2 separate regions of the Homo sapiens genome follow, and region 1 is linked to region 2. A link is a loop called in an ENCODE intact Hi-C map of the cell type or tissue named here. Cell type or tissue: Caco-2. All regions are shown on one strand. Links, peaks and the distances in the headings refer to the core of each region. The heading gives the core; the rest is flanking DNA. Region 1 holds the start of LOC124905275 (small nucleolar RNA U13). Region 2 has its middle 110 kb from the start of ATP6AP2.

Region 1 (11,027 bases), core at 1,131-9,130, 190 kb before region 2:
TACGGGCACCTGCCACCACGCTCAGCTAATTTTTTATATTTTTAGTAGAAACGGGGTTTCACTGTGTTAGCCAGGATGGTCTCGATCTCCTGACCTCGTGATCCACCCACCTTGGCCTCCCAAAGTGCTGAGATTACAGGTGTGAGCCACCGTGCCCTGCCAGGATCTTTGTAAGGAGGAGGTTACGTACAGTGGGTCAAGTTATAGTAGAGTGGCTGGCACAGAGTGGGCATTCAAGGGATGGTAGCTGCCATCATGATATCATGATGACTTCCCCACCCCTTATCCAATCAGAGTCCAATGATCTGTGGCATAGTATTAGATGTGTCTGGGTAACAAATCACCCCAAAATTTAGTGGCTTAAAATAATGAAAGTCTTTTTTAAAACAAACAAACAAACAAACAAAAACAACTGCCCTTGTTCCTGTGACTCAGAATCCAGAGCTTGGCTGGGCAGGGTGGCTTAGGATCTCTCAAGAGGTTGGCTTCAGAAATTGGCTCGGGTGCAATTCTCTGAAGGCTTAGCTTCAGAGGTGGTTCACTCATGTGGCTGTTGGCTGGGAGCCTCAGTTCTCTTCACACGGGCCCTCTGCAGGGCTGTGTAAGTGTCCTCTAGGCATGATGGCTGGCATCCCCTAGAGCAGGGCTTCTCCATGATGGCAGAATCTGCGTCTGTCTTAGTCCTGCTAGATCTCCAGAGCTCAGCCTGATGCCTGGCCCAGAGCATTCTGTGAGGTTCCAAAGACTGAGAGCTGCCTTAAGTATTCTGTCCTAGTTCTTTACATTCTTCTGCAAGGTCTTTTGGTGTCTCTGCCTATGTTGGCAGTGAACTCCGGTTTTAAAGAAGATCCACACACCTCTGATTGGGAGAACCTTGGGGGAAAGAGAAAATTCAGGCCTGCCAAGTCTCAGGCCCCGCTGCCCCTCCTTGCCAGAGACTTTCCTTCTAGAGCTCAGCCTTGGGCTTCTGAGTACATTCTAATAGAGTCCACACTCATAGAAACCCAAATAACTGTTCCACAAGGCAGAGGGTTGTGTGGGCCCTACGAGAAAGGAGAGAGCATATAGGAAGGAGCTCACATCCTGCAAAGGATAGCTGAGGAGCCCAGTGTTCCAGCTGGGCCAAGAAGGACTGGTCAAAGTTGCTGTTCTGGTTAAGTAGCATGTGCAAAGGCCCTGGGGTGGGCAGATAAGGAACAGGTTCTGGGGCTGCTGAACAGCAGGGATGGGCTGTGAGGATAGGGACAGGTGAGACCGGAACAGCCTCCAGAACTGTGAGCAATAAATTTCTGTTGTTTATAAGCCACCCAGTTTATGGTATTTTAAAGCCGAATCAAAGGACGGTGATAACTGAGGCAGCCACAAGAAGGAAAATGGGGCTGGGGTGAAGAAAATGAAGCAGAGAGCTGAACCAAAGCCACAGCCCTGAGAAAGCGATGATGTAAGGGAAGGAAAGACGCACCGGGGAGAGATATTTAGATGTAAATCTGACCAGACTAGATGTCCAGATTAGATTAGAGGGGAGGAGGTGGGACGGGTGGGTGAGTGGTTTTCCCTCTGAATGTTTAGAGGCAGCTGTGTTTAAGGAGGCTTAAGGTGTTTACTCAGTGTCCTGGGACCAGAAAGAGACTCCAGAAAGCCTGGGGCCCGGCAGAGTTTGGGCCATGATGTCATTCACACAGGGAGTCTGGCTGCAGCCTGTCTGGGGTGAGGTCCCCACTGCGGCTTGTCTCCTAGGCAACCGACTCTGCTGAGAAACACGCAGTAATGACTCTCTAGATTTGCAGGTTACCAAGCAGTTGCACATATATCTTTGTCTCATTTAATTGTCCCAGTGGGAATTATCCCCATTCTACAGATGAAGCCACTGAGGCCTCAAGGCTCAGAGAGGTAGGGTATCTTCTCTCAGGCCAAGGAGATGGCAGAGCCAGGCCTGGAACCCAGTGGTCCTAATCCCTAGCCAAGTCTTCTCTCCAACACACTTTCCTGCGTTCTAGTCTCATAGCTCCCTTAAGAGCTATTTCTATTGAATCCAGTTCACAAGTATTTGCAGAGCTCCTCTGTGAGGTGGGCAGGTGTGGCAGGCTTCAGGTGAAGTTGCAGGCATCTCTGGGTTTTTGGGTGGGGGACCCTGAGAGAAGTGTGTTAAGAGTGTGAGTAGTATGATGGGCTGAAAGTGGAGGGGAGGGTCACCAAGATCAGAATCATCAATCAGAAACAGGTCCCTGAAGGCAGACCATCAGGACGACAAGGATCATGGGCAAAGGCCCATCAAGGCAAGTGTCAAGTTCACAGATAACTTGATAACAGGCCTCTCTGCTATCTCCCTCTTCTGGTGCCAGATGTTCATGAACTTGACCTCACCATTCTGGTTTTGTTTTGTTTATTGTCCCCACCGCACTGCAAGGACCTCCCCTCCCCCTACCACGCCCTTCTTTGTCCATTCCCTCTTCCAGGAATAGGTGGCCAGGGTAGTACCAGGACCCAGAGAGGAGCTATTAATTCCAGCCTCTTATTTCCTTCCTCAGCTCCCTTTGCCTCCGGAACACCTAAGCACTTTCTGTGACAAGCTCTCTAAATGATTGGAACTTTCTCCCAAATCAGCACTTTTTCATGCTACATTAGCATTTATTGGTTTGATATTTACATTTGGCAAAGGAGCACCCAGTCCCTGGGTCCCTGGGAGCACACACCATCAACTGAAACAGACGCTAATTGCCATTCATTGCTCTCCCTTCACCCCCTCAGCCCCGCCCCCATCCGCCATCTGCTTTGTCCTCCCCCCACCCCCAGTCCAGTAAAAGAAAGTTCTGAAGGGTTACCTTTACAGACCAAAAGTTCTGCAGGGGCCCTGCAGAGAGGAGAGAGGTATTCCCTACACAAAAGTCCTGGCAGGACCGATCTGAATTTGCATTGCAATAATGCATGTGTATGATAGCTCTCCTTTGGAGTATAAATTCCTTGAGGGCAGGAATCTATTTTGGTTCTTTGAATTTTTCCACATTCTCCTCCAAGACCAATGATCAAGCTGTCAGAGGTGTTTGAAGCAGAGCAACTCGACGTTGAATAGGGGCTCGGTAAAATAAGGCTGAAAACCTACTAGGCTGCATTCCCAGACGGTTAGGCATTCTTTTTTTTTTTTTTTTTTTTTTTTTGAGACGGAGTCTTGCTCTGTCGCCCAGGCTGGAGTGCAGTGGTGCAATCTCGGCTCACTGCAACCTCTGCCTCCCTGGTTCAAGCCATTCTCCTGCCTCAGCCTCCCGAGTAGCTAGAACTACAGGCGCCCGCCACCATGCCCGGCTAATTTTTTGTATTTTTAGTAGAGACGGGGTTTCACCGTGTTAGCCAGGATGGTCTCGATCTCCTGACCTCGTGATCCACCCGCCTAGGCCTCCCAAAGGGCTGGGATTACAGGCGTGAGCCACCGCGCCTGGCCTCCCAGACGGTTAGGCATTCTAAGTCACAGGATGCGATAGGAGGTCAACACAAGATACAGGTCATGAAGACTTGCTGATAAAACAGGTTGCAGCAAAGAAGCCAGCTGAAACCCACCAAAACCAAGATGGCCACCAGAGTGAACTCTGGTCCTCCTCACTGATACACTCCCACCAGCACCGTGACAGTTTACAAACGCCATGGCAACATCAGGAAGTTACCCTATATGGTCTAAAAAGAGGAGGCATGAATAATCCACCCCTTGTTTAGCATATCATCAAGAAATAACCATAAAAATGGGCAACCAGCAGCCCCAAGGCTATATGGGGTATATATGGGGTAGCCATTCTTTTATTCCTCTACTTTCTTAATAAACTTGCTTTCACTTTGCTCTGTGGACTCGCCTCGAATTCTTTCTAGCGTGAAATGCAAGAACCCTCTCTTGGGGTCTAGATCGGGACCCCTTTCGGGTAACAAAGCTAGGCAAATAGTAGTTTCTCTAAGAGCATTTGTCTACTCTGAAATTAGTAGAAAGTTCCTCCCTCCCTCTGTCTGGCAGCTGCAGTGAAAGACAGTGAAGGAATTATCCAGGGAATCACTAGGAGAATGGAGACCACATGGAAAGGAGGTAAGTTCTCCCTTTTCCCTTTCAAAATCCCCTACAGATTTGACCAAGGAGCCTAGCCCTGCAAGGTTGTGGTGGAAGGAGGAAGCTGTGTGGTAATGTGGTTAGAGCTCAGCTAGAACTGGCTCCAAAAGTCGGCGTTGCTATGTGACTAGTGCTGGGCTGTTTACTCCACCTCTCTGGGCCTCAGTTTCCTTTTTGGTAAAATCACACTTCTGATCGTTTCTTTCCTCATGGGCTGGTGGTGAAGATGAAGTGAGATCAGGCATGTATGTAATGGGCTTAGGGCACCCTGCCAGGCACACAATAGGCTTAGGAGATGTTGGTTCCTGGTATTTCTTCAGACCTTTGGGCCCCATGCTTTGTGAGAGTGGAGTCTAAGTGTAAATTATAATTCCCAAGGGTGTCTCAGTATATTTATGCTGTCCCCTGTGGTTTTGAAGGGCAGGCTCTCACATCAGCCTCAGAGCTTTGCTACTCAAAGTAGGGCCTGCAGACCAGCAGCAGCAGCTTCACCATCACCCAGGGGGCTGTTAGAAAGGCCCACTCTAGACCTGCTGAATCCAAATCTGCGTTTTAAGAAGATCCCCCAGTGACTCATATGCACATTAAAGTTTGAGAAGCACTTTAGAAACCCCCTGTGAGATATGCAATGTGGAAATGACTGCTCCCAATTTGAGGATGCAAAAATTTCCTCAAAGAATTGATGACATACTTTCCCCAATCCCATGAACATCTAGAAGAGAGAAGAGGGTTTGTAACTCCTGTGTGTCCTGGAAACTTCTCTCTACCCGTGGTTCTTCCTTGAAGGCTCAGCACACTCCAGTGAAAGGCAGAGATGAGTGGGCAAAGAGACTAGGGTTTCATCTGCAGGCACATATCCAGGAAGCGGGCAGGGATGCCTGCCGGCTGTCTGTATCTGGAGTTCACCAGGAGGAGTTTGGGATATTGGCCTATCGGCTTGAGTTGGGATAACAAGAAGGCAGGAGAAAAACGTCATGTCAACAGAGACAAACATTTTTTTGTTAAAATAGAATTTTCAAAAGTTTAAAAAGCTTGACTCTCATGCAAATATAAAATGATCACGTCAAAGATTTGATTTAGCTCATTAATTAATGAAGAAACCTGCAAGATGTTAAAACTTATACCCATGAAAATGGGAGTAACTAGTATTTATAGGCAATTTAATAGAAGAATGTTAGGATGAGATGGCTGGGTTGGAAATTATTTGCATTTCTATCGGACAAAAATGTAAAAGTTAACCTCTGCCCCTGCAGGGGCAATCAAGAGTGCAAGCCCAGCTTTGCACTGCAAGAACACCCAATAATCTCTTTTGCCTATTTCCAATTTGGGTTAATTTTTTCTGACACTACCCTCTGCTAGTCCTTGAGAATCCGGAAATAGCTGTTGCTTGAGAATTACCCTTGGAATGGAATGTGGGCCTTGGAAGAAAGGGGGAAAGAAAAGATGAAAGAACCCCTCTTCTACCAGATCTGGAGTGTCCTTACCCGTCTACCTTCGCTGAGTCCTTCAAAGCACAGTGCAACTGCTCCCAGAGGGCATGAGTTGGCATCATGCAGAGGGGAATGATGGCTCACAGGAGGGACACAAGGCAGCCTGCTCCTGACTCCTATTCTCTGTAACCTTGGCCGTTGCGCAGAGGGAGATGATGTATCTGCAAACATATGCAGCCTTGTCCAAAATATTTTCCCCTCCTATGTAGTTCTTGCCAATATTGTTAATCTGTGGGTTGACTTCAGACCAAAATAAATCTCCAGGCCCTGGCCACCAGCTAGCTAATTTTACTTTGTAACCAGGGAATAGAAAGTGCGGGCCCTCAGCCGACCATTCTGTGTTTATTTTGTTTTCTCTCTGCTGCAGTTTAAAATCACATTTGGAAAAGTAGACCCTTTATGCAAAAGAACAGACACTGAGAGAAACAGCAACAGAGATGGATGGATTAAAAACGGCAAGTTCTATCATCGCCACCCCCCCGCCCCGCCACATACTTTTCTCTCTTTTCAGGATTCTGATGGTGCCTGTTGGCTGCTTCCGTGATGTCTGGAGTTGCAAAATGTGCCAGAAAGCAGAAGGATACACCGCTATTCAGAGAGGATTTTCTTAGGGACTTGAAGAAATTGACCTCAAAATTTCAGTAGATGAGAGGACTGTGGCTGGCCTGTGTCTTTGGCACTGGGTACATTCTGTCATTCTTGTTGTACCTACATAAGAGAATTTAACTCTGGGTTCTCCCTGACTAATTCCAGAGGAAGTAAATGGGTAGACCTTTAACACTTCTGTGCCAGAAGTGGGACAGAAGGGACCTTGGAGGGCATCTAGTCCAACCTTGCCAGCTGAGAAGCAGGATTACCTGGTGGTTGGGAGCACAGACTTGAAGCCACATAGCCCCAGTTTGAAACTGACTCCACCGCTTACTAGCAGTATGACCTTGGACAAGTTACTAACCTCTGCCTCAGTTTCCTCATCTGTAAGGTGGGGATGGCAATAATTGTCGTTGCATCATGGGACTCTAGTGGGGGACTAAATGAGTTAACACATGTAAAGCACCAAGAACCTGCAAGGCATACAGTAAGCCCTTGATAAGATAAAGAAATGAGGCTCAGAGAGGAGGAGCAACCTCCCCAAGGTCACTCAGGGAATTGGCAAACTTAATTGGATTCAATGAAAAAAGAAAAGAGGTTATTGCCTCTTGGAAATTTTGACTAATAACTGTTTTCTTTGCCTGTGTTACATCATCCTGGCCGAACACTTGGAGAGAATTCTAATGTGGAAGTCAGGGCAGTGCATTCTGTTGCGGGTGCACCTCTCACTGATGGTGGCCCTAGTTTTGGGCTGGATGGTCTCTGGGATTCCTGTCAGTACTAACATCTTATAATTCAAAATCAGGGTCTGCACTCTCCATTCAAGCCAAGCCTGTCTTTTCCTACAACACTCTTTGCACTCTTTGTTTCCCTCCCCTGCCAACCCCCACCATTTTCCTCTGACATTTTGCCCACTGTATCTCACAGGCATCAACAACCAGTTTCCCCTTGGCTTTCTGACTCTGCCCCCCTCCTCATTATTCCCTCCCCTTTTCTCCTCTGCTAGGGCAATTATGGTCATCAACTGCCCCACACCTTAGCCCTGCAGTTGGCATATTTAAGTTGATTATACATGATCAGTCTTGTAGGTTCCTTGAAAGTTACCATGTTGGCAGCTTGAAAGTAGGGATTTCATTTATTCCTTATCATGACCCACTTTGAGGGCCTGATAGAGTGCCCTTGGCAGGGTTATCCTTTATGGTTTGTTGACTGACGCCAAAACGATTGGAAATATTGGATGAAATCTTACATTATCAAGACTCTTTCTAGTACATTCAGTACAGCTGTCATTGATGTCCTTTGTTTGCAAGGAAGCCAGTATTGTCAAACTCTAAAACCCAACAAAAAGGATATTTTAAAACAATTATAATTTTAAACTTGAAAATGTCCAGCTGGGACACAGGAGTACGTTAGATACTTCTCCTGCCACCCTCCTTTCTCCTCAACATCATCCCACCCCACTCTCCCTAATATACAGGCCCAAGTCAAATGTTACATTACCACCTATTGGTTAAATGAGCCATTGCAGCCCAGCTCTACAAGACATTGTAAATTTCTGGGTAGCAGTGAGTGGTGTAGATCCTTTTATGGTTCATAAGTATGTTGATTATGTTTTCATGCTATTGTGTGAGATGTACCTCCCTCAAACCTTGTTATGATGTCAGCACATTATCCATCTGATGTGAAAAAAAAAAATGGTGAGTGGAGAGTGAAATGCTGGGAGCTGAGAAGGTAGAGTCAGGTATGGCCCAGAGAAATATATTTTGGATTAGGCAGATCCCAAGGAAATAGTGAGGGCTAATAGCAGAGGGAGTCGTAGAGTACAAAAGAAATGACTAAGCACTTTAGGGGCTGCAGAGGAAAAGTAAACAGCTATTTGGGGACACCAACTTCTGCACTGCGTACTAATACTAGTGTAAATATAGCAAGGCCCAGTGTATATATAACAATGCAGATATAGTTGGCTGACCACCAATGTAATCCTGCTTTTCCCAAACCTTTTTCCCTAAAGTTGTTGGAGCCCAATGAAAAATTCTACATTGAAGACTAAGGGAAAAAGAGGTTTCATTATAGAGCTGGGACTGATTGCATTTTCAAAAGGTGGCTGCAACAATATCCCACACACTTTTCTGCTGTATAATCTGCCACTTCTCCATCAAGTAGAGGAGACAATTTCTCCCCTCCTTTGAATCTGAGTGAGTTCTGTGACTGTTTTGACTGATAGAATGATGTGGAAGACAGACTGTGTGACCTGAAAGGTGAGGTCACAGAAAGCCTTGCAACTTCCACCTGGCCTGTGAAGAACACTTGCTCTTGGGATACTCCTTCTTGGAACCCAGCCACCATGCTGTAAGAAGCCCAATCTACATGCAGACACCACATATAAGGCATCGTAGTCAACAGCCACAGTTAAGTTCCCAGCCGGCAGCCAACATCAACTACCAGTCTTGTGAGTGAGCTATCTTGGACATCCAGCTTGGTTAAACCTTCAGATGACTCCAGCCCCAGCTGACACCTGACTGCAACCACATGAGAAACCAGGAATGAAAATCCACCAGCTGAGCCCAGTCAACTCATAGAACTGTGAGAGATAATAATAAGTTGTGGTACTAAGCCACTAGGATTGGGGCACCATGCAATAATAGGTAACCAAGACAGTAGCAACTTTGGTTAGACACATGAGCCATGGGATGACACATAATTAGGTATATTTTTAAAAACTTGGATTCAGCTTTAGGGCAATGTGTCCCTAACATAGAGAGGCACTATTTCAGTTCACATCTGCTGCCTCTGATCAAAACACTCTCTTGCACTTCCAGAGAGAGAGAGAGAGAGAGCAAATGTGTGTATTTACTGACAGGTGTCCCTTTGTGTCCCCATCTGTGTGACTGTGGAGCTCAGTGTCTCTCACACATTCTAGTATGATACTTGGTGCCATATTTGCAGGTCCTGAGGTAAGAACCCATGCTGTTGTCTTCAGAGAGTTTCATGGGTTGGACTGTGCCATATATGGGCAAAAATCCACCCACACGTTTTCTTTTAATCACCTTTATGGATGTATAATTTACATATATACTTTTTTCTTATTACTTTTTATTTATGTAATTTATTCATTTTTTGAGATAGGGTCTCACTCTCTTGCCCAGGCTGGAGTGCAGTGGAGTGATCATGGCTCACTGCAGCCTTGACCTCCTGGGCTTAAGCAATCCTCCCACTTCAGCCACCTGAGTAGCTGGGACCACAGGCACACACCACCACTCCTGGCTAATTTAAAAAGTTGTTTTTTTTTTTTTTTTTGTAGAGACAGGGTCTCACTATGTTGTCAAGGCTGGTCTCAAACTCCTGGGCTCAAGCGATCCTAGTGCCTCAGCCTTCCAAAGTTCCGGGATTACAAGCATGAGCCACCATGCCTGGCATCTTTTGTGGATGTGTAATTTACATACGTACAATAATATGTACCTATTTTAAGTATACAGTTTGATGAGCTTTGACGAATGTAGCCCACGAAACCACCACCATAATCGAAGTATAGAACTTTTTTTTTTTTTTTTTTTGAGACGAAGTCTCTCTCTTGTCACCCAGGCTGGAGTGCAATGGCATGATCCCGGCTCACTGAAACTTCCGCCTCCCAGGTTCAAGCGATTCTCCTGCCTCAGCCTCCTGAGTAGCTGGGATTACAGGCACCTGCCACCACGCCCAGCTAATTTTTGTATTTTTAGTAGAGACAGGGTTTCACCATGCTGGCCAGGCTGGTCTCGAGCTCCTGACCTCAGGTGATCCCCCCTCCTCGGCCTCCCAAAGTGCTGGGATTACAGGCATGAGCCACTGCGCCCGGCCTATAGAACATTTTAATCACCCCAGAGATGTGCCCCCTGTGCAGCCAGTTCCCTCCTCTCACCCCCCAGCCCCTGGCAAGCATTGATTTGCTTTGCCACTATCAATCAATTTTTGTCTTTTCTGGTATTTCATATGAATGGAATCATATAGGATAGATTTTTATGTGACTACACACTATTTTAGCATAATATTTTTGAAGTTCTTCCATGTTGTTGTGTATATCTATAGTTAATTTCTTTTTCTCACTGAATTGTATACCACTGTATGATGTATCACAATTTGTTTATTCATTCTCCCGTTGCTGGACATTTGGACTGTTTATTGTTTGGGGCTACTATGAATAAAACTGCTATGGATGTTTATGTACAAGATTTTGTGGACATACGTTTTTATTTCTTTTCGGTAAATATCTAAGAGTGCTATTACTGGGTATATTAGTCCATTTTCATACTGCTATAAAGAACTTCCCGAGACTGGGTAATTTATAAAGGAAAGAGGTTTAATTGACTCACAGTTCAGTACGGCTGGGGAGGCCTCAGGAAACTTATAATCATGGCAGAAGGTGAAGGGGAAGCAAGGCATCTTCTTCGCAAGGTGGCAGGAAGGAGAAGTGCCAACTGAAGGGGAAAGATCCCCTTATAAAACCATCAGATCTCTTGAGAACTCACTCACTATCATGAGAACAGCATGGGGGAAACTGCCCCCATGATTCAATTACTCTGCCTGGTCTCTCCCTTGACATATGGGGATTATGGGGATAATGGGGATTACAATTCATGATGAGATTTGGGTGGGGACACAAAGCTTAACCATATCACTGGGTTATATGATGTGTATATTTAACTTCATAAGAAACTGACAAATTTTTTACATACCAGCAAAGTATGAGAGTTCCAGTTACTCCATATTTTTATCAACACTTGACATAATCGGTCTTTTTACTTGTGGCATCCTTGGTGAGTCTAATGGCATCTCATTTGCCCACAGGTTTTTAACTGCCTACCCAACTAGGATGTCAGCAGGGATTT
Region 2 (11,027 bases), core at 1,449-9,448:
GGGTGGCGGGGGGAATGCCCTTCCTACTCATTGCACAACTATATAATAATCTTGAATATTTTAAATTGAAGTCATTTAAAAAGGAAGGAAATTCTGACACATGTGATTGAAGACATTATGTTAAGTGAAATTAGCTGGTCACAAAAGGACAAATCCTGTATGATTCCACTCATATCATGTACCTAGAGTCATGAAATTCATAGAGACAGAAAGTAGAATGGTAGCTGCCAGGGGCTAGGGGGCGGGCAGAAAAGAGGAGAAGCAGAAGTTATTGTTTAATGGGTACAGAGTTTCAGTTTTGCAAGATGAGAAAAGTTCTGGAGATGGATGGTGCTGATGATTACAAAACAACGTGAGTGTATTTAATGACACTGAACTGTACACTTAGAAATGGTTAAAATAGTAAATTTTACTATATATATATATATGTTTCTTTTTTTTTTTTTCTGAGACAGTCTCACTCTGTTGCCCAGGCTAGAGTACAGTGGTGCAATCACAGCTCACTGCAACCTCTGCTTCCCAGGCTCAAGCAATCCTCCTGCCTCAGCCTCCCAAGTAGCTGGGATTACAGGTGTGCATGACCACACCCAGCTAGTTTTTGTATTTTTAGTAGAGACGGGGTTTCACCATGTTGCCCAGGCTGGTCTTGAACTCCTGACCTCAAGTAATCCTCTGGTCTCGGGCTCCCAAAGTTCTAGGATTATAGGCGTGAGCCACCACACCCAACTCTGCTATATATATTTTACACAATTTTTAAAAAACTGAATTCAGCAAACATTTAATGAGCATCTACTCTGTGCTCTGTACTGGGCATTTAAAACCATAAATCATCAGCCCCACCTTCAAGGATCTGTCAGTCCCATTGGGCAAAGTGACATAAATGTACCCAGCCCTGTGTGAAAAGTGCAACAATGGCAGAGTGCACACGCGACTGAAATAGCACCAAGGAAGAAGAGCCAGTTCTGCAGCAAGGTGTGGGGAGGAGTCATGAATCTTTCCTGAAGGAAGCCACATTTCCAGGAACTGAGATGACTTCACGTGTGTAAAGAGGTTGGGCGGGAAGTGGGGCTGCTGAGGACACACAGAACATTCCAAGCAGAGAAATAGCATGAGGAAAAATATAGAGGTGTGAAACGGCACATCGCTGAGTCTCCTCTCCAACTCCTTGCCTTGATTTGTGGGGATATAACTAAACCCATATCCCCTTATTCTATACGATTGATATGTCTACAGGAGTGTTTCTCAAACCATCTGTGATAAAGGACCAGAATATATATATATATATATATATATAATTTCTAGTACATCATAGACTGATATGTGACCCTACTGCATATGACTATTATAGAGTTCATGCCATGTGTGACTTACCATGGAAGATGGAATTGATTTATTTCCTATTCAACAAGAGTTCACTGATCACACACTTGGACATCACAGCAAGGTCAAGTTGCTTTCAAGGCTTCTCAATGGTTTACTGTCATTTTCCATGTTTATATCATTGTGATCCAGAGCTGGTTCACGGGCCACACTTTGAGTAGCGAGTAGCACTGCTGGTCTATAAGAGGGTGAGCCCCTTAAAGAGAGGGAACCATATCTTTTCATTTTATCTGTCCTTGTGCATGCCTCCTGTTTCTTAGCAAGCCCACCCAAAAAGCCCTCTTCTTGCCCAGAAAGGGATGCCCACTTGTTAATCAGCTAGTGTTTTCCCAGTGTTTTGAATTTGGAAAGCTCTGCTGGTATTAAATACTATTATTATTATTAGTCTTGTGTCCACTAAAGTGGATGCCATTTAATTAGAACTGCATAATAAGCAAATCTGCCTTAATTGGCTGGGATGTGGCTGAAAAACCATTTTGTGTCTGCTCTGCACTCTCTGTTCTGTGGCCATCACATCGAGTTCTCTGGCAATGGGTCATTTTGGAGACCTTGGGCAGGGTTTAGGGAAGGTTATCTGGCTACTGATTAACACTTAATTAGCACCTTTTTCATGTAGCACAGCAGTGACTTTGTAAATTTAAAAATTTCAGGGGACCACTTAATGTGGAATTAAAGTACAAGTACAATATTTAAGATGCATGAAATTGTTTTACGCATTACAGCATTAACTAGCTCTTAATTTATGCAGTGCATGCCAGAGAAGGGCAATTAAAGTGTAGCAGGGAAAAAAATTATAGATCTCTACGTTGTCCTGTCTTTTCCTCTAATGATGCTTTTGAAGGTTTTTGCTACATTCATATCTCAACTCCTGTTCTAGATTTAGGAGTAACTGGTAAGTTCTGAAGCTTGTTTGCCCCATAGGAATTGGCATTATCTTTAAGCCGAAGCCATCTCCAACCAATGTCTCCCTTCCAGGACCTAGAAATCCACTTAGCCTCAGTGATTGGTCCAGGGATAGGCACATAGCCTGACTAGCACCAATGAGATGTCAGGAGACTGTTGCTGGGGCCTTATGGAAAAGTGATGCTAAAGGTATCTTCCTCGGTAGCTGTTGGAGGGAGTTGTTCTCTTTTCCTTTGGCCTGTGTGGTGTGGAGATGTGAGGTGCGGAACCATGGCAGTCGTTTTGTAAGCAGTCTGGAGCGGCGGGGGAGGCGGTGTTTGAAATTTGGGGACGAATCCAACACCACAGGATTGCTATATGGCAAGATGAAGAGAAGCCCAACCCTGAGAGATATTGGGTTGGGACTTGTCTGAAGGCAGTATGATCTCTGGACTTTTGAATTAGATTGGAGTCTATACATCTGTTGCATATTCCCCTTCTCTGTCTTTTTTTTCTTTTTTTCTGAGACGGAGTTTCGCTCTTGTCGCCCAGGCTGGAGTGCAATGGCATGATCTCGGCTCACTGCAACCTCCGCCCCCTGGGTTCAAGCAATTCCCCTGCCTCAGCCTCCCGAGTAGCTGGGATTACAGGCACCTGCAACCACGCCCAGCTAATTTTTGTATTTTTAGTAGAGACGGAGTTTCACCATGTTGGCTAGGCTAGTCTTGATCTCCTGACCTCAGGTGATCTGCCTGCCTCGGCCTCTCAAAGTGCTGGGATTACAGGCGTGAGCCACTGCACCCGGCCCCTTCTCTGTCTATATTCATGTTGTTCCCTTTTACTGGAATGTTCTTTCCTTCCTTCTCTATCCTTTGAGGCCAAGTCCAAATGCCACCCATTGAAGAAGCGTGCCTTGACCTGAACCATGCTCGGGGTGGTCAGAGTCATGCCTGCTAATGACCCTTCCTTGAACTTCTCCTTCAGCACAGAGCACATACTGCCCTGAAAAGTGTGAAGCTGCAAATGTGTGACTCTCCATCTCCCCTGCGAGGACCTAAGCTATTGCTTCTCTCTCCCCAGCATTCGTATCACACCTGGCATCCTGAGCCTGCACAGTGCCACTGAACTGTTCCTAGAAAGGAATGTTAACTATGCTAGTATGGTGTAGTCAGAGGAGGAGAGAGTGGATGTGAGCATATGGTCTTCTGAGCTAAAGCCAGACGACAAGAAACAGTAAATGCTGCAGCTGGGTGGATTCCTGGGCCCCTGCAGCTGCTGAGAGCATGTGAGGACTTGCGAGAAGGAGGAGGAGTCACAGGCAGGAGCCAATTAGATTCTCTGTCTTTCCCTCTGTTTACAACTTGCATACATCAGTAGTCTCCAGGCGCAAAGTCAAATGCCAGGAAAGTACACATTTCCCCGGCCCCTCCTCCTCCCCACACCCCAAGCCTTCTGTGGCAGACGTGGGGTTGAGCTGCTCCGATCCCCTTCAGGAGCACATCTGCTGTGCAACTTCTCCGAGTGTTGTGAGCAGACAGCCTCAGGGCCCACCTCAACCTTTCCCACGTGTTCCCCGGCAAGCGGCTGAGCAAGGCGGGTGGTACTCAGGGCCAGCCCTTTCTGAATTAGACAGGGTTCCTCTGATGAGCACCTTTGCTCGGAACTCCCGCTGGGCTAGCAGAGACTTTTCAGATCTGCACTGCCACCTGATGGCTCTCCCTGCCCCGTCCTTCTTCCTCCCCTCCTCCTTCCGCGGTGCTACTTCCAACAAACCCTTGGCCCTCCTTACTCCACCTCAGCACCTGCTTCCATGAGAAATCAACCTGTCACACCCTCCCCAGAGGTCAAAACTGTTCATCGTGGGTGTACGTTCTTCCAGATAGTCTTTTCTTTGTATTTATATACATGTAGGTACGTATGCCACCAAAAGGTTTGTTATTACTCATTTTGTTTTTACATAAATGGGATTATACGGTGTGAATGGCTCTACAACTTTTAAAATTTAACACATCTTCATGAGCAGTCAGTATCGGTGCACATAGGTATGTCTTTTTTGTATTTGCTGTAGAGTATTCCACAGTATGGCTAGCCCATTATTTAACCATTCTTATACTGATGGACATTTGGGTTGTTTCCCTTTTCTGTTATAATTAATAGTACTGCTGAAAACATGCTATCAGTGGGTTTCAAATCACAATAATAAGCTGAACCTTATTCCAATCAGTATAAACCACGCACAATGAAACAGGACATGTATTAACCATGTCTCTTCTTCTTCTTCTTCTTTTTTTTTGAGACGGAGTCTCACTCTGTCACCCAGGCTGGAGTGCAGTGGTGCGATCTCGGCTCACTACAACCTCCACCTCCCAGGTTCAAGCGATTCTTATGCCTCAGCCTCTCGAGTAGCTGGGACTACAGGCACGCGCCACCGCGCCGGGATAACTTTTGTATTTTTAGTAGAGACAGGGTTTCACCATATTGGCCAGGCTGGTCTCGACCATGTCTCTTCTTTTCTGATGCTCTGACAACCGGGGCCTTGCTGACCTTGGAGGCACTGTCCCCTCTTAGAGTTAGCCAATTCCTAAATAGAGGAAGCAGCTCCTGCCTCTCACACTCCAAGCCACTATCCTAATAGTGGCCGCTATCCTAACAGCGTACTCCTAGCCCTAATTACCCCAGGGCCAGCCACTAGACAGCCTGGGACAGCCCCTACACCCCAGAGCCCACTGAAATTATTCAAACTAGCCAATCATAAACTTGCTCATGCTGCCTGGCCCATTCCTTGCCGCAGAAACCACAACAAAGGTACGTGCCCACCATTTCCTCCTCGACCTCTGCTTCCTGATCAAACTGAGCACTTCCTCGTGGTCTCCCCTCCCCAACCCATGGAGTGGCATGCCCCCTCCTGTTGGGATCTGTGAGTATAGCAAACTGCCTTTTCAATGGCAATGGTCTCCATTTTAATGGCAATGGTCATCCATAATGGCTGGCCTCACCATACTTGAATAACAGTAAAGCATATAGGTTAAAACAGGATGGAGCATTGGCAAGGGAAAAACATTGTCTTTTTCTCCGGAAGGTTCCAGAATGCTTTTGTTTGTGAACCCTTTCTGGGCAAATGTAAGTGCGAAACATGATGTGTGACTTAGGTCAGACTGAAGAAGGAACTTCCTGCTAGTCAGCAAGGCCACCTGCACTACCCAGTTCCTGGGGCATCCTTAAAATGGTGTCATCAGCAATACCAACCCTAGTGAGCTGATTTCCCACAGAGCAGAGGCAGGGACTGAGGCCATGCAGCCAGGCTCCTGCTGGCTTAAGGCTTTAAGGAATCTGCCACTCATCAGAGCATAGCCCCACCCCTTGCTGAAGGAGGCTATGAGGTTCCCTACAGGGCCCACGGTCCCTACAGACCGCTGACATCATCCTCACCTGAGAAGGGAGGAGGGATGGGATTACTGCCCTCTCTGCTGCCCTGGGGCTCTGGGCCCGATGACGTGGGGCATCCTGGCGGAGGCTGGCTTGTGTTCACAGCCGCCTGCCGGGAGCTGGAGCCTGTCAGCTCGAGCGGCAGCGAGGGAAGACGTTTCTGACACAAAACCCCAGGGGAATGCATGGAGGAGCTGGCTGTCATTACTTATTAACAATGGGCCTGATCCCCAGCCAGGCAGGCCCAGGGAAATAGCCTGTGGGGAGGCCGGCCTACCCCCAGCGAGGTGGATTAACACTTTCAGGGCAGGAGGGAGCCGTCTGAGGGGGTCAATTGTCACATTTTTGCATGTAAGCGGGCGGGGGGGGCGGGCAGAGGGGGGCTCTCTTTATGTTTTCGAGGCAGGAACACTCTTTTCCTTATCTTCCCCTCCCCTCTGTGTCCACATTTTTCTGTTCTCCTGCCTTGGCAGGTTTTGAGCAGGCACACTCACAGGATGTAGGAGACTGCTCAGAGGGGACAGACAGTAAGATTCCACAATGCACACAATCTGAAACCCAGGTCTAATGAGTGCCCTCACAGAGGGCCTACAGGGGCAGGAAGAGGGAGAAGGCAGCCAGGGCGGAGGTCAAGGAAAGGTCTGCAAATGAGCTGGTCATTAAAGCCGGTTCTTGCCTCTTCATCTCCCCTCGGGGGGTGCCCGGCTCTAGTACCAGCCTGCTCTGTCCAGCCTGGCGACCACAAGTGGACAGAGTGACCCACCTGTGCTGTTGCAGGTCAAGTTTCCTGGGGAAGGAGATGCTGAGACTGAGAGTAGCAGGCAGGACCTTTGCTAGGGAGCGCTGTTAGGATCAGCACCTGGGGAAGGGAGTGGGGACTAGACTATAATGCAAGCCCGACAGTCGCCTCAGCTGGCCTCACGGAGGGCTCTGTGTTTGGCGGAGGGCTCTGTATATGGCAGATGCGCCTGACAGCAATAACTGAAGAATGACCCTGAGAATGACCATGTGGTCTAAGAAGAGTGTGTATTCCAAGTCCCAAGCTAAGTAATCCCGGAGTGGCTAACCTGGAGATTCACTCCATATCTATGAAGGACATCTGAACCCCCAGCCCATCCCTTGGAATGCAGGCCATACAGGGGATCAAGGCCCTTTGTTTGGGGTTGGATGGAGGTTGCTAGATGGAGGGTGCTAGGTGGCAAGTACTAAGTGAAAATGCCATATAAACGGCATGCTTATTACAAATTGTAGCAATTGTCCTGTCCAGCCCGCCATCACTGGACTATCCCCGTGTGGAAGTCCCCCCGGTAAACCCTATGTCTTGTTCTCTATCTCTGGGTCTCTTCTTCGGCCTCTTGGATGCAGTGCCATCATTACAGGAGTCAATAAGGGTCCGGCACAACACTCTGGAGCTGGGTGGAGCCTTCAGATTTGGGGTGGAAGGCCAGCCTCTATAGCCTCCCATTGATCAGCTCCTGGACATGGGCTTCCCTAGAAGGCTGGCATAACCCTTGGCAGGGCAGTTTCTTCCGCCTTGGGGAGGGGCTGGCTGCAGGCAGTGCTCTCAGCAGAAGAAAGTAAGTTCTTCCTTCCTGAAGGGGGAGCACAGCAGACCCCACCCCCACCCTGCCCCGCACCTGCCTCCTGGAGGACCATGAATGAGGGTCTCCAAATCACAACAGAGGTGTTCCTCTCCTAGAGTGGCCCTGGCCTCTCTGAGCAGGGAGCAGGAGTCCTGCCTCCCTGTAGAGGCCAGCCTGGCCTCCTTTCCTGTTGCATCTCCTCCCAGCCCTCTTCCCACCCCTTCTCCACTGAAATTATTCAAATTAGCCAATTCTAAGCCTGCTCATCCTGTCTCACCTATTCCTCCCCACGGAAACCATAGTAAAGGCAAGTGCCCACCATTTCCTCCTCTCCCTCTGCTTCCTGGCCAAACTGGGTACTTTCCCATGTGCCCCACCCCCACCCCCATTCCAGCTCTTGCAGGCACAGAGTAGGAAAATCTGGCATGCTCCATGGTTTGTACTTGTATGAATGGCACCCTGGGCTTGATTCCTGCATGGTCCTGCGTACATCCAAATGCTGATTTGGTGGACTTTGCACCCCTCAGTCAGACTAGAAGGTTAGAGAATCCCACTGCTCGCCTCGGGCAAACTTTCCTGCAAGGCGCTGTTGGAGCATTTCAAAGGACAGAGAGCTGAACTTCACTGAACTTAACAGAACAAGTTGTATGACTGCTTTGCACAGCTTGCTCAGAAGACTGATGAGCAAGACTTCCTTGAAAGTGACCTGGTGGCCCAGTGTAGGAAGGGTACTTACCCCCCTCACCCATCTCTAATTACTGGAGGCTACAGAAGTTTCCCAAAAAGAGCCTAATAGTTTTGCATGACCAAATTGGCTTAGGTCAATTTGCAGCAGCCTAAAACCCCACCCCAGATCCTCTATAAAACCTTAATCAGCTGTGAATCTCTACCTCCCCACACCAATAACCACTGTATGCCTCGGTGTTTTCTCATGGGTATAGCAGGAATCTAATACTTGGTCCTCTGTCGTAAGAAGCTGTAAGGACTGTAAGTATTGTTTTCTTAAACGCTTCCAAAACAAGTTGGGTTCGCAAATTGGAGACTGACATCTTGGTGGGAGGAGGAAGATTTAAAAAAAAAAAAACAGCTGCCAGAAGTGTCCACAGATTTTCTTGTCCATGTCACAGCAAGGAAGCATTTATTAAGGGCTAGTGGGCATGGGCAGTGGGACGGGCATGGCACTTGAGCGAACTGCACTGGCATGGTCCCTAGTGTATCTGTGTTTACAGCTCAGGCTGGACGACACCACGTGAAGCCAGATTAGGGGCAGCCACCAACCACACACATCCTGCACGAAATCAGATAATCAATGCAAAACACGTCGACAAGGAGGTAAGATTAGATACATACATCTGATGGCTCAAAATGCTGATTGCCTACAGAAAACCAGGGCTGTGGATTATATTCTAAACTTGAGTTAAATCTTCTCTCCATACAGCCTGGCCCTGAAGGGTGGAGTCAAGGTCAATGGTGAAATGGATGGTTCTCAGGCAGCAGTAACATGCTCACCTGTGTGAGATAAACCCAGTGCTCAAGACCTTAGAGCACAGCATTAGTTTTGAGTGTCTGTGGGCCCTTTTAGTTGACAAAGCATTTTCACTGTCATTACCCAGTTAGACCATTACAGCTGATTCCAAGTGTGAGAGATGCAGGGTGGATAGCTACATCTCTTTGGGCTTACCGATAGCTACCCCCTGTTGCTTGCTGATAAGTGCCCAGTTTGTTGTTGTTCTTGTTGTTGTTGTTGTTTGAGACAGAGTCTCGCTCTGTTGCCCAGGCTGGAGTGCAGTGGCATGATGTCGGCTCACTGCAGCCTCCATCTCCTGGGTTCAAGCGATTCTCCTGCCTCAGCCTACTGAGTAGTTGGGACCACAGGCGTTCATGGAAGGTGGGCTCAATCCCAGGAGATGACTCAATTACCCTAGGCCAATCATCATGCAAAAACCAATTTTTTGATGATTTAGTATAGGGACGTCCCTGAACTGATCAATAAAACCTAGGATGATCCTGGTGGGTAATTTCTCAGAAATATTTTTCTCCCTGAAAAAGAGCAATGCTAAGGAGACTGCTGCCACTGTCACCCATCCACCTTCTTCCAGCCTTTGAATGCCATCGTAAGGATATTAGATGTAGGAGCAGCAGCAGCCATTTTTTGATTGTGAGGGGATGACAAAACAAAAATGTAGAAAGAGCTTGGGTCTTTCATGACCTCTTTTGCCACTCAATGTAAGACCACCTGCCTCTAGATTTTTTTTCTTTTTCTTTTTTTTTTTTTTAAGAGACAGGGTCTTACTCTGTCACCCAGGCTGGAGTGCAGTGGCCCAATCATAGCTCACTGCAGCCTTGAACTCCTGGGCTCAAGCAAACCTCTCACCTCAGCCTCTTGAGTAGCTGGGACCATAGGCATGTGCCACCACACCCGGCTAACTTTTATTTTTTAATTTTTTTTAGATACGGGGTCTCACTCTGTTGACCAGGCTGATCTCAAACTCCTGGTCTCAAGCGATCCTCCTGCCTCAGCCCCACAAAGTGCTGGGATTACAGGCACAAGCCACCATGCCTGGCTTTGGACTTCTTGTTATATAAGACGTTAATATACTGTCATTGTTTAAAAAAATTTTTTTTTGTTAGATACTCTGCTGAGAGTGTCCTAATGGGTATAATCCTGATTTAATAGTTGAAAAAGCTAAGGTTCAGAAGGTTCAGAGAAGTTGAGTCATAGAGTTAGTAGCAGAGAGGGGCTGCTACTAACTCTCTCCTCTGCCTCTGAACTCTACAGTCTTAGGGGATCCCTGGGGCCTCCTCAGGGTTGGGGGAGGGGTGCCAGTGGTTGAGCTCTGTGTTCCTGCCTCCCTTTCCCCACCCAAATCAGAGCAGTGGGGGCTTTTATCTGATTTACCTTACTGTCTTCTCACTAACATTCTGTTTGAAACAAAGGACTACAAGGTTTAAAAATATTTTAAGCCACAGTCTTACCACTTGCCCTTTAATCACCAACAGCGGCTCTATGCCCCACCACAGGGGAAAAAATTGCAAAGAAAATGTCTTTTTTAAGAGGAAACAGAGAGTGAGTAGTATTTTTATTTCCTAGGTTAAAGCCCAGAGATCCTAACAAACTGCTCACTCATGTGCGCACACATGCAACCTACAAACACATACACAAATGCACTTTTGAAGCATATACATTCAGACACACCACTCACTTTATTTTTCATCCTATTAGGCTCTCTCAGGTTATAAAGCACAGAGACACAATGAGGTTAGCACAGGTGCCGGGGTCTATAGAAGCCCCTGGAGGGCCAAGCATGAGCAAGAGCTCCTGCCTTGCTTCTGGAAATGGCAGCAGCCACAGCCAGACTTGTCATCTGGTCTTGTCCTCAGCTGCTCCAGACTCCAGAGCCACCTCCATTCTTGAGAACCAGCTTCTTTTGGCTTCTACTGCTCCCTCTCAAGGTGTCCAGAATTAGACACTTTCCCCCAGAGTGGATCTCATCAAGTGCGCTCCTCACCACACCGTGCAGATGCACCAGCCTTGCTGGGGCTCCTCAGAGTTCTCAAGCCAGGACACCTCATGCCCAGGGTGCAGATACCCGATCCAATCAAAGGTAACAGGGTAATCAGGTAACAGAGTTAAATGACATATAACACAGGTGGCAACTTATGCAAAAGGAACCTGTCTCCTCAAAATGGAATGATGAGCATTGCAAGTGCTTACCATTTAATCAGCCCCATTGCAGCTGCCTGAGAGCAAGTGGG

Evidence for each region. Peaks named below come from ENCODE experiments on the same cell type or tissue, not always from the same donor. Only the 100,000 strongest peaks of a DNase experiment are listed, where the experiment ranks them.
Region 1: it touches region 2 in a loop (5-fold over the local background); 8 of 110 quality-filtered maps call a loop at or near these places.

Annotation. Positions count from the first base shown.
Region 1 is chrX:40,277,356-40,288,382 of GRCh38, forward strand. It overlaps LINC03099 (long intergenic non-protein coding RNA 3099), which reads left to right. Exons shown (of 3, transcript NR_110386.1): 2 at 6,086-6,257; 3 at 8,174-10,366. LOC124905275 (small nucleolar RNA U13) reads left to right here and starts at 7,741; the gene lies at 7,741-7,844. RefSeq lists a silencer at 2,181-2,475. In Caco-2, for the core only: no CTCF peak of the experiment used is centred there; a DNase peak (open chromatin) is centred at 1,636.
Region 2 is chrX:40,468,607-40,479,633 of GRCh38, forward strand. No RefSeq gene overlaps it. Among named protein-coding and RNA genes, the nearest start is that of ATP6AP2, 110 kb to the right of the region's middle. RefSeq lists enhancers at 1-65, 3,418-3,467, 3,708-3,887. In Caco-2, for the core only: no CTCF peak of the experiment used is centred there; DNase peaks (open chromatin) are centred at 3,615, 3,885 and 5,785; H3K4me3 peaks cover 787 bases.